Linked DNA regions of Homo sapiens: region 2 is linked to region 1. Evidence: chromatin loops called from intact Hi-C (ENCODE). Cell type or tissue: Caco-2. All regions are shown on one strand. Each heading gives the region's core, and the rest is flanking DNA. Links, peaks and the distances in the headings are about the cores only.

The links. Hi-C counts contacts between places; a loop is a spot of excess contacts. Peaks named below come from ENCODE experiments on the same cell type or tissue, not always from the same donor. Only the 100,000 strongest peaks of a DNase experiment are listed, where the experiment ranks them.
Region 2: it touches region 1 in a loop (9-fold over the local background); 4 of 110 quality-filtered maps call a loop at or near these places.

What each region holds. Positions count from the first base shown.
Region 1 is chr5:112,170,828-112,179,519 of GRCh38, reverse strand. It overlaps EPB41L4A (erythrocyte membrane protein band 4.1 like 4A), which reads left to right. Exons shown (of 23, transcript NM_022140.5): 19 at 8,528-8,575. Among named protein-coding and RNA genes, the nearest start is that of SNORA13, 14 kb to the right of the region's middle. In Caco-2, for the core only: a CTCF peak has its summit at 4,335 (motif pointing left); no DNase peak of the experiment used is centred there.
Region 2 is chr5:112,235,156-112,243,847 of GRCh38, reverse strand. It overlaps EPB41L4A (erythrocyte membrane protein band 4.1 like 4A), which reads left to right. Exons shown (of 23, transcript NM_022140.5): 10 at 3,038-3,129; 11 at 4,111-4,188. All of the region lies in intron 1 of LOC101927023 (a long non-coding RNA gene), which reads right to left. Among named protein-coding and RNA genes, the nearest start is that of SNORA13, 78 kb to the right of the region's middle. RefSeq lists an enhancer at 5,925-6,436. In Caco-2, for the core only: no CTCF peak of the experiment used is centred there; a DNase peak (open chromatin) is centred at 3,657.

The sequences.
Region 1 (8,692 bases), core at 496-8,495:
CACATCCTTGCATTCCTAGCATAAGCCCCTTGTGGTCATGATGTATTTTCCTTTTTGTATGTAGCTGGATTCTATTTGGCATTACCTTGTTAAGATTTTTTTCTTTGTTTTTGTGAAAAATTGATCTGTAATTTTCCTGTAATGTCAGGTTTTTGGTAAAAATATTATATTGGTCATTTAAAATAATTTGAGAAATATTCCTTCTTCCTCTGTTTTCTGAATGAGTTAATATAAAAGCATTTTTTTCTTCCTTAAATATAGAATTCACCAGTGAAACAATCTCTGCCTGGAATGTTCTTTGTGGAAGGTTTTAAATTACAAATTCAGTTTCTTTGACAGATATTGAGATATTCATATTTTATACTTATGTGTAAGTTTTGATAATTTATACTTTTAAAATAATTTCATTTTTATCTAAGTTGTCAAATCTTTCAGCAAAAATTTGCTTATAATTCTCCCTGTGCTTTTAACATCTGTGAAATCTGTTGTGATATCACCACTTTAATTCCTGATGTTGGTGATTTGTGTTTTCTCTTCATTTTTTTTTAATTTATTTTTTTCAGAGAACCAATTTTAGATTTTGTTGCTTTTTCTTTGCTATCTGTTGTCTGTTTCATTGACTGTACTTTTTATTCTTTTTATTTTGTCTTTTACCTGCTCTTCTTTTTTCATCTTCTTAGGATAACATTTATTTTAAACCTTTCTACTTTTCCAATATAAGCATAAATTTATAAATTTCCCTTTCAGCCATGCTTTAACTATATCTCACATGTTTTTGACATTGTTTTTGTTATCATACAGTTCAAAATAATTTTTAATGTATCTTGTCTTTTTTTGATGCTGGCATTTTTAGTTGTGTGTTTAATTTCCAAATATTTCAGGATTTTCTACAAATATTATTATTATTCTAATTTAATTCCATTGTGGTTAAAAAAAAAAGTCTGAACAGTTTTAATCCCTTGAAATTTATTGAGACTTGTTTTAAGGCCTAGCATATGGTTTTTAATGATGAATAATCTGTAGACTCAAGAAGAATGAGGAGTCTCAGTTACTGGTTGTCGAATAGATGCAGTTAGCTGATAGTGTTCAGATTGTGTCTTTTTTTTTATTTCTTCATCTACTTTTCAAGTAGTCATTGAGAGAGGGATGTTAAAATCTACAACAGTGATTGTCAATTTGTCTGTTTTTTCCTTTAATTCTGTCAGTTTTTACTTCAAGTTATTTTGAAGCTCTGGTGTTAGGTGTATGCATATGTATGGTTTTTTCCTTCCTGATGAACTGATGACCCTTTATTCTGGCAATACTTTCTCTGTGTCCACTACACATGCACACGCATAAATTCTACCATACCTTCTTCATGTTTACTGTTTGCATGGTATATCCTTTTAATCTGTTACTTTAAGCCTAGTTATGTCTTTATATTTAAAGTCCACCTCTTGTAAACAGTGTACAGTTGGTCTTTTTGTTTTTTTTTTTTAATTCTAGCCTGACAATCCCTGTCTTTTAAGTTCAGTGTTTAGCCTGCTAGCAGTTAACATAATTATTTGTATTTTGCGATATAAATCTACCATCTTGTTCTTTTTTCTGGTTTATTACGCCTGTTTTTTGTTGGTTTGTTGCTCCCTTCCTACTTTATTTTGTGTGAACTGAATATTTTTTGATACTCCATTTTATTTTCTCTACTGATATCTTACCTATACTTTTATTATTTTTTTATTTATTGCTTTCTCTCTGTAAGTATGATTCTTATCAGTATGGTTCCTTATCACACCCTAAGATGAATATTGTAACATTTAAAATTTAGAAACATTGGAAAAATATAGCTCCACTTGTGCTTTGTGCTATTGTCATATATTTTATTTTTGCCTGTTAGAAGCCTCGTATTAAAATGTTAATGTATCTTTGCTTAAACAGTGAGTTTTTATATAAAGAAATTAAGAGGAGGAAAAACCTTAGTTACTGTGGTGGGAAGAATAATGACCCCTGATATATGTCCATGGCTTAATCTCCATAATGTGTGAATATATGACCCTAGATGGCAGAGAGGAGTTAAGATTGCAGGTGGAATTAAGGCTGTTGTTAATCAGTTGACCCTCACCCAGAGATATTATCCTGGATTATCCAAGTAGGCCCAAAGTAATCATAAGTTTCTTAAAAGTGGAAGAGGTGACAGAAGAGGAAGAGTGTTTCAGTTTGAAACGGACTCAACCTGCTGTTGCTGGCTTTGAAAATAGAGGAAAAGGCCTTGAACGAATAAATGTGGGCAGCTCCAGAAGATGGAAAACACAAGAAAATGAATTTTCCCTTGAGTCTGCAGAAAGGAATGCAGCCATGCCAACACCTTGATTTTAGTCCAGTAGGACCTGTGTCAGATTTCTCAGCTGATACGGCCAAAGTGCAGTTAAAGTAGAAAAAAAAATTATATATATATATTTGTGTGGATAGTAGTTCATTTAGAAGTTGCTGGCCGGGGACGGTGGCTCATGCCTGTAATCCCAGCACTTTGGGAGGCCAAGGCAGGCCGATCACCTGAGTTCAGGAGTTCAAGACAAGCCTGGCCAACGTGGTGAAACCTCGTCTCTACTAAAAATACAAAAATTAGCTGGGTGTGGTGGTGGGTGCCTGTAATCCCAGCTACTTGGGAGGCTGGGTCAGGAGAATTGCTTGAAGCTGGGAGGCGGAGGTTGCAGTAAGCCGAGATGGCGCCATTGCACTTCAGCCTGGGCAACAGGAGTGAAACTCCATCTCAAAAAAAAAAAAAAAAAAAAAAAAAAAAGTTGCTCTGGTGGGTAAAAAGCAGATTGAGAAAGAGGAAGAAAGGAAGCAGGAAAGCAATTAGAAAACTTTGCAGTGGTCCACGTGAGACGCTTTTAGCTCAGAAAAGATGGTGGTGGTGAAATGAAGAGAGTAGATGAATATACATTTTGGAAGTACAGCTGACAGATTTGTAGTGTGAGCGGTATTATGGATGACATTGAGTTTCTGAGCAGATGCACTGAGTGGGTAGCATCGTGTTTTACTGAGATGGGAAGGGATGGGCCAGGAATGTTTTGGGGGGGAGAGAATCAAGATTTCTCTTTGTTAGGTTTGAGATGCCAAGTAGGCAGTTAATGGAAATGTCAGGTGGACAACTGAATACAAATGTTGTAACTCTTAAGGATGATGGATTACTTCATATAGCACAAACTGAGCTCTGTCCTTTATTTGAGTTATGACTGTTAAAAGCCTGAGATTGATTGACAATTAATAAAATACCTGCTGGGTGCTGTTGTTTGCATTCTGGATCTTCAGCTTATTACCTGATCCCCATGAGCTTCCATCTCTACAACACTGATGGTACCACGCTCTTAGGATTTTGCTGAGCATTAAGTGAGGTTGTGCCTGTGTCACAGCCTTTATTAGTAAGTTCCCCCAGGTCTTAGTTATTCTCTAGAAACACTGCAAGGTATTTGTGTTTTTCCTTGAGATGAGGAGGTGGTGAGAAATGAAGAGAGTAGATAAGGCAACTCACAAAAAGTCCTTAGAGACTTGAATTTGGTTGTGTGAGGATTTAGGAACCACTACAGCTTTCTTTAAAAGTGGAAATATAAGCTGGGTATGGTGGCTTGTATGTGTAGTCCCAGCTACTTGGGAGGCTGAGGAGGGATGATTGCTTGAGGCCAGGAGTTCAAGACCAGCCTGGGCAACATAGTGAGACCGCATCCCTTAGAAAAAGTGGAAACATGGCTAGGGCAGTATTCAAGGAAAGCAATCAAAATTATCCTTCATATATATATACATATACACACACACACACATATCTTCAGATATAATATATACATAATATAGAAAATATTTTAAAATATATGTACTATATAAAAATATTTATGTATATTTGGCATTTCAGATGTACAGTAAACCACTGATCTCTCCATTACTCCCATATTCTTAAATTCCTACTGCAGTATATGTAAATTAGGTATCCATTAAGGGTCAGAAGGTTATGATACACCATTATTCATTTTTGTATTTTATCCGCAACAAATAGCTAGAAAATCAATTCATTATTAAATACCAGAGACATAAGAGTAGAGTAGTATAAAATACAAAACTGTTTTCTACTAAAAAGCGTTAAGCTGAAATATGATTAGATCTCTGTTAAAACATTGGGAAGTACAGTTCTATTTAGTACATTTTTCAGCTACAGTTGATGTTTATCACTAGGAAAAAAGCTTTGTTGAACCTGCTTTTCTACATGGGTGAACCTTTACTCAGTGGGATATTTGGAAGAGGTATTAAAGCGTAAACAATGGTTTTGGTAGGGTCAAACCTGGGTGCAAGAGAAGGTTCGGGCTCCCTCTGGTGGTGATAATATCTTACTATTTTTATTGAAAAGTACTGATACTGTGGAAGATGAGGCCGTCAGGGCGATGTTCTCAGTTACACACAAAACATATAAGTCTGGTGTGTTAGGTGAAGATATAACATGAACCCCCACCCCCAACCCGGAAGTGCCTCCTGAGCGATCTTCAGCAGCTAGGTTGTTCATCTCAGTGGCTTCCTAAGGCTTCTTTGATTTGGAGGGGGAGGGAGAAGAGTAAGACATCTCCTAATTAGATTTATTTTGACCCGTCAGGAATGTGACAAAGAATGACTGGGATATTTGTTAGGTGCTTTGAATTCCTTAAATAAAGATGTTTTATAAATGTACATATTTTCCACTCTAAATTTCCTTTCAGAGGAGTGATCAGTATAAAGATGGACAAAAAAAGAGTAAAATACTGCCATATTTTTTAGTATAATATACAAAATATAGTAAATATATTACTGGATAATGTATTGCCCATATTATGTTTTTAGATAATATAGTTGAATAGTTTGGGGGATATTTAAAATGATTATATGCAGTGATGGAGTTTAAATCCTTTGTAGATTTATGATATGTTTGTTTCAGGGTTTTGGAATAAGGGAAAGTGATTTGTGAATGATGTGTCATCAAACTAATTTCTCTGATTAATTTAAAGTGGAATATTTGTATGTGGAGGAGGGATGCTTTTGAAAAATACTGGACTAATACTGGGCTGCATGTTTATTTTCTATATATGTCGTACCTATGGACAACTCAGGGTTCTATTTCCTTTCCTTAGGAATTTATTTGGAGAGTTTAAGTAAAACATCTGCATAATTAAGTGCCTCAAATTAAGAAAAATGACTGCTGGAATTCCACAGCTTTCTAAATCCACAAGATAACACTGAGCTGCAGATCATGAATTCATCCTAAATTATTGATTAAATGTGTGTGCAGATGTAAGCATAAAAATAATACATTCCTCATTAACATGCAGCTTGTGTTGACATTTGTGAAATCACAGGTGGTCTAGCAATCAGAGGAAATTAGCATTTTTTAAGCTTTGGAACTTTTCCTCGCCTTAAAACTGTTTGAAACTATTGGCCACGTCAGAACTTAGTTTAGTTAAAAATAGGACTTTTATGGTGCTATAGAATGTAAAAATAAAGACTAAACTCTTCAATCTTTTAGGACCAATGTTAATGGCTAGAAGGTCTGATGATCTCGTTCAGATTAAGATAACATTTCTCAGGCTAGGCACAGTGGCTCACGCCTGCAATCCCAGCATTTTGGGAGGCTGAGGTGGGCAGATTATGAGGTCAAGAGATGGAGACCATCCTGGCCAACATGGTGAAACCCCGTCTCTACTAAAAATACAAAAATTAGCTGGGCAGGGTGGCACATGCCTGCAATCCCAGCTACTCGGGAGGCTGAGGCAGGAGAATCGCTTGAATCCAGGAGGCGGAGCTTGCAGTGAGCCGAGATGGGGCCACTGCACTCCAGCCTGGGTGACAGAGCGAGACTCTCTCTCAAAAAAAAAAAAAAACAAAGATAACATTTCTCTAATTCTTCTGAGATGGGAATGAAAAGCATTTCCTTTGGAATTACAATAATAGTATATTTAAAAAAAAAAACATGAAAACACTCTTATTTTTTTTCCTGATAACTAAGGTAAGAAATTCTCCTGGCTTAAAAAGATCAGAAAATATAGAAAAGCATAAACAAGAAAATAAAATTACCTGCAATACCAGCACTCAGACATATCCACTGTTATCATGTTATCATTTTTTTAATGTATTGTTCATAGTCACTATCTCTCACCACTAGGCCTGATATCATGGGGTGTATGTCCTCCTGGCCACTCATAACTTTCCTCATTCTCCCCGTGTCCACCCTGAAAGCATTCAGCTTTGAATTGCATGCCCTCACATGATACCACTCACCACTTCCGGTAGTTGTCATCAACTGCACCCTCGGTCATTTTCCCATTCTTTTAAGATTTAGGTTCTGCTGTACTGTCACTCTCTCCAGCACTATTCTAGTACTCACATAATGGATCTTTACAAAAACTTGGCTTCCACCACCCAACCATAGCCACTTAATTCCTAGGTCATACCCTTAATCAGTGGTTTTCCAACTGGGGGCAGTTTTGCTTCCAAGGGGACATTGTCTACAGACATTTTTGGCTGTCACACTGGGGAGGTGCTACTGGCGTCTAGTTGGGTAGAGGCCACAGGTGCTACTGATCATGCTACAATGCACAGGACAGCCTCCTGCAGCACAGAATTAGTATAGAAAATGTCAGTAGGGCCAAGGGTGGGAAACCCTGCTGTAACTAGAAGAAGCTGATATGCCCACTATCATACCTTCCTGAAATAAGAATAATGATCAGTAGAATAGCTTCCTAACCTGGATATTATGTAATACTTCAGACTCTTGGTTGACTGTAAGAAATAGATCCTGGGGTATAGTCACAGCTGAACCATCATTCTGTCAGAATGGAATAACACCTTAGTGCTTTTTAATATTAGCACTTTCTCTGACAGTATCATTTAATGGGGTTAACATATTATCTAGCAAATCAGACCAACCAAATGTAGGAAAGGCAGAATACATACAGGACACCAAGGAAGCAGTTTCTATGATTTGTAAGAAACATACAATTTTTTTTTTTTTTTTTTGGCACAGGGTCTCATTCTGTTGCCCAGACTGGAGTGCAGTGGTGTGATCTCGGCTTACTGCAACCTCCACCTCCCAGGTTCAAGTGATTCTCATGCCTCAACCTCCTAAGCAGTTGGAATTACAGGCACATGCCACCATGCCCAGCTAATTTTTTGTATTTTTAGTAGAGATGGGGTTTTGCCATGTTGGCCAGGCTGGTTTTGAACTCCTGACCTCAAGTGATCCACCCACCTTGGCCTCCCAAAGTGCTGGGATTACAGGCTTGAGCCACTATGCCCAGCCTAATCTTATTCTTAAAACAAAGAACATCTACATTTAACAGTACCATATTTGGTCTGAGACCAAGATTTCATCCCTTTTTCCTTTTCATGTTTTGTCTCATCCTGAGTTGATTAAAAGGTCTTTATAGACAGATCACTTTTTTCCCCCTGCACAAAGGAAAAACCATTTGGTCAACTCAGTGGCTGGAAAGTAGCTTAGTGTATTCTGTAGGTTCAGGAAGCCCTACCAGAATACCGTAGTGGTGCCCTTATGAATCGAGAAGAATGAAAGCATTAATGATATCATACACTAAAAGCATTATTGAGCCCCCCAAATGCTAATACAGATTAATCACATACAATTCCATAGGATCAGTGGCTTTTAATTATTTGTTCTTTCTTTTGGCCTATTACTAGATCTCTGTTCTCTTAAAGGGACTGATGAAAGCTTATTTTCTCACTATGAAGAAAAATCATTCTGTGTCAACAATTGCAGTGATAATAGATTTCACTGCATTCATTGCTACAATGGGAGAAATAGTTGATACTACAGAGAGTACAAACACTTGAATGCTGACTGAATTTTTCATTCTAGGAAGTTAAAGATAGTGGTATAATATCTGCTCACATACTTCTTGGAGAAAAGATTTGCAGAGTCAATAGTTAGGAATGGAGAAGGGCGTAAAGAGGGTGGCAGCATGAGCCAAGGCCACTGATAGTCCTAGCATTTGCTGGCCCAAGTTTTGTTGCAGAAATGCAACACCAGATGTAACATGAAAGATGGGTCATTGGTACAGTCTGCCATCAGGGCCATCCCACCAGTTGCTTTTTCCTTTTGGTGGTTGCTTCTCCTAGGTAATCACAGATCATGTTGGAACTTTTTAGAATCAGGATGAGTTCTTCTTTTACCATTACTTACAAATATCTGGAAAGATCAGAAACAGACGCCCTGAATCATTCTTCGTTGTACAGTTACCACTGGATGGGGAGGCATATGACCCTGCAGTTCTGAGGTCTTTCATTAAATGAAGCTCTGGTTATGACTGGGTTTTATGATTTTCCTTCAGCGGCAGTAGCAGCAATTTAGCTGCTGGTGTCTTTATACTAACCATCACAATGGCTCTCCCTGTCCAGTCTTTCCTTGTCTGTTCTCAGCTGGCAAATAAGAACTTCACAGTCTGAAAACTATTAAAGTTAGTTATTAGGTTGTGAGATGAAGCATGTTTGCAGAGATGAATGTTGTTTTCTCTATTTATAGGAGAAGCCCCGATATCCAAGCAAAAGAAGAGTTATGGAAGCACATTCAGTGAGTAATAGTTTTCTTTCTTATTGTTTTAAAACCCATGTAGTTTTAATGCAATTGCAAGGAAGACTCCTGATACTGAGAGGCAACTTCAGCGTGATGCCTGCCAAAGCCATTGCC
Region 2 (8,692 bases), core at 515-8,514, 64 kb before region 1:
CCTTAAACCAAAGTCTGTAATCCAGAGAAAGGCTCTAACTCTCTTCAATTCTGTGAAGTCTAAGAGAGGTGAGGAAACTGCAGAATAAAAGTAGGAAGCTAGCAGAGGTTGGTTCATTAGGTTGAAGGACAGTAGCCATCTCGATAACATAAAAAGTACAAGGTGAAGCAGCAAGTACTGATTTAGAAGCTGCAGCAAGTAATCCAGAAGATCTAGCTAAGATTATTGATGAAAGTGGCTACACTAAACAACAGATTTTCAGTGGAGACAAAACAACCTTCTTCTGTTGGAAGAAGATGCCATCTAGGACTTTCATAGCTATAACGAGAAGTCAATGCCTGCATTAAAGCTTCCGAGGACAGGGTGACTGTCTCTTTAGGTGCTACTGCAGCTGGTGACTTTAAGTTGAAGCCAATATTCATTTACCATTCAGAAAATTCTGGGTTCTATACAAATGATGCTAACTGTACTCTGTGCTCTATAAATGGAAAAACAAAGCCTGGATGACAGCACACCTATTTACAGCATGGCTTAGGAAACAAACAAACAAACAAAATATATATATATATATACACACACATATATATATGTGTGTGTGTGTATATATACATAGATATATATATATATATTTTCGAGACAGAGTCTCATTCTTATCACCCAGGCTGGAATGCAGTGGCACGATCTCGGCTCACTGCAACCTCTGCCTCCCGGATTCAAGCCATTCTCCTGTCTCAGCCTCCGAAATAGCTGGGATTACAGGCGCCTGCCACCATGCCCAGCTAATTTCTGTATTTTTAGTAGAGATGTGGTTTCGCCATGTTGGCCAGGCTGGTCTTGAACTCCTGACCTCAGGTGATCCGCCTGCCTCAGCTCCCCAAAGTGCTGGGATTACAGGCATGAGCCACCACTCCTGGGCCGGCTTAGTGAATATATTAAGCCCAATGTTGATATCTACTGCTCAGAAAAAAAAGGATTCCTTTCAAAATATTACTATTCATTGACAGTGCACCTAGTTACTCTAGAGCTATCATGGAGATGTACAAGGAGATTAATGTTGCTTTCAAGCCTGCTATCACAGTATCTGTTCTGCAACCCATGGATCAAGAGGTAACTTCAACTTTCAAGTATTAAGAAATACTTTCTACAAACTATAGATGCGATAGATAATGATTTCTCTAATGGATCTGGACAAACAAAGTGAAAAACTTCTGGAAAATATTCACCATTCTGGATGCCCCTAAGATAATTTATGATTTATGGCAGGAGGTCAAATTATTCTGATTAGCAGGAGTTTGAAAGAAGATGATTTCTACCCCCACGATGACTTTGAGGGGTCCAAGACTTCAGTGAAGGAAGTAACTGCAGATGCGGTAGAAATAGCAAGAAAACTAGAATTAGAAGTGAAGCCTGATGGTATAACTTAATTGCTGCAATCCCATGATAAAACTTGAAGGAATAAGGAGTTGCTTCTTATGAATGAACAAAAGTGGTTCTTGAGTTGGAATCTACTCCTGGTGAAGATGCTGTGAACATTTTTAAAATGACAACAAAGGATTTAAAATATTACACAAACTTAATTGATAAAGTAGTGGTAGGGTTTGAGAAGATTAACTCCAAGTTTGAAAGAAGTTCTACTGTGGGTCAAATGCTATCAAACAATATCACGTGCTGCAGAGAAATCTTTCTTCAATGGAAGAGTCCATTAACACAGAAAGCTTCATTGTTGTCTCATTTTAAGAAATTGATATAGCCACTCTAACCTTCAGCAACTACCACCCTGGTCAGTCAGTAGCCATCAACATTGAGGCAGTACCTTCCACCAACCAAAAGATTATGACTTCCTGAAGGCTCAGATGACTTTTACCATTTTTCACCAATGAAGTATTTTTAAATTATAGTATATATGTTTTTTTAAGACCTAATGCTGTTATATACTTAATAGACTACAGTGTAATGTAAGCAACTTTTACCTGCTCTAGGAAGCCAAAAAATATGTGCAACTCACTTTATTGCAATATTCACTTTATTGCAGTAGTCTGCAGCTGAACCTATAGTATCTCCAAGGTATGCTTGTACAGTTGTTCCTCAGCATCCACAGGGTATTGGTTTCAGAAACCTTCCTCCCAAATCCGAGAATGCTCAAATTCCTTATATAAATGGCATGGTATTTGCATATAACCTACACACATTCTCCCATATACTTTAAGTCATTTTTAGATTACTTATGATTCCTAATCTAAGTGCTATGTAAATAGTTGTTATGCTCTATTGCTTTTTAAATTTGTATTATTTTTTCTGAATATTTTTGATTCAAGTTTGGCTAACTTGTGTATGTGGAACCTGTGGATATAGAGGGCTGATTTGTACCTTCAATGTTGTTTTATTTCTTACTTATTAAATATAGAGAATCAAATAACTACTGGATTAAAATAATTAGCATGTATTATACACCTATTATATGATATTTTATGTATGCATATTGTTGAATTTGATCCACTCAGTGACTTGATGCAGGATGGAGAGACATGGCATCAGAGGCATTATTTAATTTTCCCAGATTATGCTGCTGGGGTGGTCACTCCTGGTGGTTCTTGGCTTGAGATTCTTTACTCATTGCTTTATGTGTGACTTGTTCATCCCTGAAAGTAATACACTTAAGGACTGGATTTGTGGGCATCTTTTTTTTACTGGGAGTTGATTTTCACATGGTCCGTGCTTTTCCTGTATTAGTGGCCATTTATGAGGGAGATTTTGTAGTATTTCACTTCTACCGTCCAAACTATCTATTGTCATGGGGCAATGTAAAAGTAGGTAATAAAGGTGCTTTAAGATTTAAGTGTAATTTATAAAATTTTAATCGATGGAAGGTGATTTTAATGCACCTCTCCAAAAATAGTTACCAAGAGACAGTTATTATTTATATATTATCAATAATCTCTCTGCTTGAATTTTTGTTACTTAAAGGGGGCTGTTATTTGAAGAATGCTATCTTCCTTCCCTGGTCATTATTCATATTCTGTCTCTCTTTCTCTCTTAGTGTAACGAAACCTCATTCTTTTTTGAAGCTCGGAGTAAAACTGCTTGCAAGCACCTCTGGAAGTGCAGTGTGGAACATCATACATTTTTTAGGTAAATTGATGTAAAAATTTTGTTTGTTGTCTTAATAAATGAAAATGGCATTTATTTTTATAAAAAGAATTCTGTCTAAAACAGAAATTTGGAATTGTTTCCCTTTTATTAATTTTCTCAATTCCTAATTCTCTGGATTATATTAATACAAACATGCACACATTCATGTATGTGTAGATATATATACACATAGGCACTTATACACATAGATACAGTTATATCTTTGATACTGCAAGAAAGGATCGAGGTAATATTTTTTAGGTTTATGTAAAACATGCAGCCATTGCTAGCACCTATGTAGTATTGGTGGAAATGGAGTGTTCTGTGCATAATTAATTTGAAAAGCCTATCAGCCATCTAGGTAGAAATGTGGTAAGTCAGTTAGGTGTACAAGGCTCACTGGAAAGACCAAAGTTGATGAAGTCACTTAAGTAGTTATTTACAGAAGTGGCTGGATGAGGTCACCAGTGGAAACAGTGGAGAGAGAAGCAGAACTCCAAGGACTGAGCTTGGTGGCCCTCCCGACATTAGAGGGCAGGATGAGCCAGTCTAGAGTATGAGAAGGAGCAGTCAGAAGAGTGTGTTGTATCCTGGGAAACGAGGAAAGGGAATGTCTTGATGAATAAGGTGCTGGCAACTGCATGCAGTCCTCCTGGGAGGTCCGGTCAGATGAAACTAGAGAAATGACCTTTGGATTGTGGGGATACTTTTTTCTTTGTTTCACATCTTTATGTTGTAAAGATAAAACAAAAATTTAGCTGGTGATACATTAAGCTTTATTTTTTGGTTTTGTTTTTTAAATGGAAACAAAATTGAGTTCTTCCCTGTTTCATCCTCATGGAGTATGAATTGCATGATGTTGGAGAAGTATTCTTATAAAGTGGCTGGAGTCCTTTATAAAGTTTGTGTTAGGAGAAGGGGGTGGCCCAGAATGCCTATAACATTGAGTCTTTGTCTGATTTTCTTTTAAAAATTGATTAGAATGCCAGAAAATGAATCCAATTCACTGTCAAGAAAACTCAGCAAGTTTGGATCCATACGTTATAAGCACCGCTACAGGTAAATGACATTTTTTTCCTTGGGGGGATGTGTTTGTAAATAAATACTTAATTCAGCTGTCATACATGCTCAGTGAAGTTATTTATTTATTTTTTTCTTTTTTCTTGCATTGCCAATGTGTTTTGTAAGCATAACAGTTTATTAAAACTTTCTCAACAAACATGATTTTCCAGATTTAATTATATTTAGTGTCTGCATTAGCTATGTTGTGGGCTTTTAGATCATAGTAAAGTTTATTATCTTCAGAAATTCATTTTGACACAGTTATCACTTATTTTTAATTATGTGTGTTTTGTGATTATGAAACAATGTAGATTCTGAATAGTAACTAATTGTGTTTTTAAGACATTCAGTTGATCCCCTATTTTAATACAATCTATACTTTTTATATTGTGCATCAAACCTTGTTTTTTCTGCAACATGAAGCCTGCATGTAGTAATGCTAGCAATTATATCTCAACTTTATTGAGCAGTTACTAAGTGCTGTGTACTGTGATACATGTTTTCCATTCATTGCTTCATTTAGTTATCAATCTTCTGTAATATTAGCCCCATTAATGTATGAGGACCCTAAGGCTCAAAGAGGTCAAGTCCCTTCTCCAGGTAATCCAGCTAGGAAGCGGGGAAGTGGGATCCATCCCCTGGCGCTCTAGCTGCAGAGCTCATGTTTATAACCATTAGGCAAACTGTTAGCCTGTTGTGGAAAAAGCCTGATTGTCATGCAGCTAGGCAGGCGCTTATGTCTTTTTCTGATACCAGCATTAAAAATGAGAGTGGGTTCTATATTTTGAAAAAGAATTTGTCTTGTTTCAATTCATTCTGTTCAATGGAGAGAGCCTGTGATGTGCAAGGCATAGTATTAGGTACCTAGAGATACAAAGAATCAGATCTACCCACTTCTGCCTTCAAAGAGCTATAGTATTATTCAAACAGTGAGGGAGGTCCCCAGGCCTTGTAAAACCCAAGCAGGGTGGGGAGATGCCACCTAGTGTCACAGAGATGGGACACTTTTGTCAGTTCCATTGGAGACATCACTGAATGAAATGCTTCCTTAAGAGGTACAAAAAAAGCCAAGGCAAGCATTTTCAGGACAATAGTCCTCTATGCTAGATTTTAATTCTTCTCTTTTATAATGCACTTTTTGGGTCTTGAATTTGAGATTAAAGATTATCAGTAAAAGAGTAATGAATATTAAACGTTCAGTGCATTCATCTTTATATATTATTTAGTTGAAAATTTGCTCATTGCATGAATAAAAATACTTAAGTGTCATTGTATTATAGATATTCTTGGAATTTACATGAAGGTATTCATTGATATGTTAATGTTTAACCTTTAGGTTTTCACTGTTCTTCTGTAGACAGTGATACAATTATGAAGAATTTAAGGAAGTATTGTTTACATTTATATTGAGAAGAGCAGGTAATAGTCAGTACTTGGACTGTTCTTCCAGTTGTGGCATAAAACATCACCAGGATTATAGAGAGAATGTCTCCTTGTCCCTGAAAAGGAGCTGGTAGAAAGACATCTGTCTTAATGTTCATACTATTAAAATTGTAATTATCCTCTTTAACATACGCTGTTGTTGGCTTCCACAAATTTAGCCATACTTTATTTCTCAAATTTATTGAAATGCAAATGTTGTGGCTACTGGGAATTATTATTAGGAAGTTATTGGATTTTGCATATTAAGTATCATTTCTTCCAAGGAAGTGATTAAAAGTAACCTTTGCAAAATTGGAGGCCATGCTAAATCTGTTCCAATTTTGTGGCTGATGTTAACTGCCTAGTAAGTCTTAATGAATCTTAAATCTACATGTCTATATGTAGGAGACACTAACATTACACCATCCTTGGAAGAAAGACGATGCCCAGAGGTTAGGCAGGGATGGGTCTCTGATTGCTGGGGGTTCATTAGCACACAGACTGTTTATTGTCAAAAGAGGGCAAGCAACCAGACTTTAACCAGCACAATATGCCTGCCCCTTTCTTGAGACATTCCGGAGACATCCTGGAATGAAAGCAGAGCTCTGGAAACACATTCTCTTCCTTTCACCCTGCAGGCTTTTAAAGAATAGGGTATAAAGAACAGCTTAACAGGTGGCTGCAGTGTATGAATGCAGGTATCTGGGTGTGTTTGTGTGTGTAATTGTGTATGTGTTTATAGTGATGTGTTAGTGTCTTTGTGGTTGTGCACCATACATATATGTGATGGAGGAAGACAAGAGTTCTAGTCTTTACTCTGTCTTGCATTTTAAGGCTTGCAAAATGCCAAGGACGGTAGCACTTTTTGGGAAAACTAGTGCTTACTTAAGGGAAAAATCGGACTTTTTTTAGTGATATGGGAAAATGAAGATTAAAAATTAAATTTGTGAGGAAAGGCTGAGCTGAAATCTGATGTTCCAGTACTTTTTGTTGTTGTTGTTACTGTTGTTTTATTACCAGGGACCAATAATCTGAAATAGAAATCTTTGATTAAACATTTTGTTATACATTGCTATCTTCTCTGAGCCCCTTACAAATTAACCTTGCCTTTACCTGTCATTAAGTTGTGGGGTGCTCCTAGTTTTGATTAATGAGTTGTGTAGAATTTACACTTGAGAATTGAGAAAGAAGGCTTAGAAACTCCCCTGGGAACCCAGATCCTCACTGTAGGACTCAACTCACAGGAGCTGTCATGAGATTTCACATTCTATGAAGCATGGAAGAGAGACCAAGTTCTCCTAAGAACCTCCTTTGTGTCAGTTGCTTTCACATGTGCAGCTTTATTTAATCCACACAATGACCTGCCAAAGAGGTTTCATATCCCCCTTTATATAGATGAGAAATTGGAGCCTCCAAAAGTAAAGTAAGCGTCCCTAATCAGTAAGTGGCAAAGCTGGGGTTTTGAACCTGAGTATTTCTACTCTCGTTCTTTTCTTTCTGTCTCACTTAGAGGCTGAAGGGGCTGCTGGCAGTGCCACTCAGCATGCAAAGGGCTGTATTTATGCCAGAGGCAGCAGGGAAGTGGGTGATCACAGAAATAAAACTGTGTCCTGTCGTAACAGAGAGCCACCAAACATGTGCAGGGACTTTCATCACCTTACACTGTAAATCTCCATACTTGTCAATTACTTTCTGCTACAAGGAAATAGGATGCTATATAAGAATACTTCTGCCAGGAAATTGTAAGAACAAGTAGAAATATAAATGAGGAAAATGAGGCTGCAAGGATTTTTACAAATAACTTTCTGAAGACCACTTAGCTGGGGAAAGGCAGAGCTTTGCTTTAAACAGGGCTTGCAACTTCAAACCCAACAGCTACATGTGCTGTTCCTTCTCCCATGCCATCAGCCTATGCCATACTGACCAGCAGGAGGTCAGAAAGCTTGTTCTAGTGCTGGGTCCTGTATAGCCTATGGCAGATCACTTTACGCTTCTGGTCCTTGGTCTTATTAATCTTAGGATATGATTTTCTCATTTCTCTTTTGTTCCTAGAGAGAAACCATGAGAAAAATTTGAATAATAAAAAAAATCTGACTGTGAAATGCCTCAGTGGTTCACATATTGGGTTATATTTTTAGGGGGAACATTTTTTCCTCTGTGAGTGAAGTGTACAGTGCCCAGGTCTTTCTGTTAATAGTCTGTTGAAAGTAGGCCTTATCTTCATACTCCAGACCATTTATAATAATGAAACTTTTCACTTTATGGGGATTTTTAGCTTTTTGGAAATCTATGTTATCCTGTGTACCTTTTTAGAAGAAGTTACATTTCAAGCAAAAGAAAATCTGTCAGTTTGCTCCTCTCCCCTCCCGAATTTCCATGAACTGTTACTGAACATGAAGAACAATCATGGATGCGCCCTGGCATCTTTATTCCCCTGGTAGCTGATACCACACGTCCCAACTTAGCCTGATGCAGAGTCATTTTTATAAGTTTTGTAGGCATCTTCATTTTTAATAAAGGTAGAGGAAGTAGTAAGGAGGAGAAACTTCCACAGAAGCATGTGAAAGATGAATTTTAAGTCTGTTAAATCTGTTTTTTGGGGAAACACTCACCTGTGTTTATCCTGTAAATGTAAGATGAATAGGATTTGGGGCCATTAAAAGACTTTTTTCCTCCCATAGATGGCTGTACTTGTGGTGAATCAAACTAGACTTGTAGAAATGCGTTTTTCCTGTACCTAAATGATATTTACCTGCATGAAAGCCAGGGTCATTCAGTTGCTCAAATTCAGCAGTTGTGGAATAAATTGTTAGTAAGGTGAATGTTCACTGAAATCCAGCAAACTAAATCACATGATTCCTTGGGAAAATTACTTGAGAAGTTTGGCCCAGCCCCAGGGAAACCTGCCCTGGAATCTGCATGGAATGTATAGAGCAGCAGTGCTTTGCATGGGGTTCTAGGCCTGCCTTCAGTCTTCCTGGACACTTGATCTGGCCCAGGCAGGGTGGGCATAGTAAATGGCTAATTGTGCCATGACAGAGTCCAGAATAAAATCATACCGAGTGGTCTTGTGGGGGAT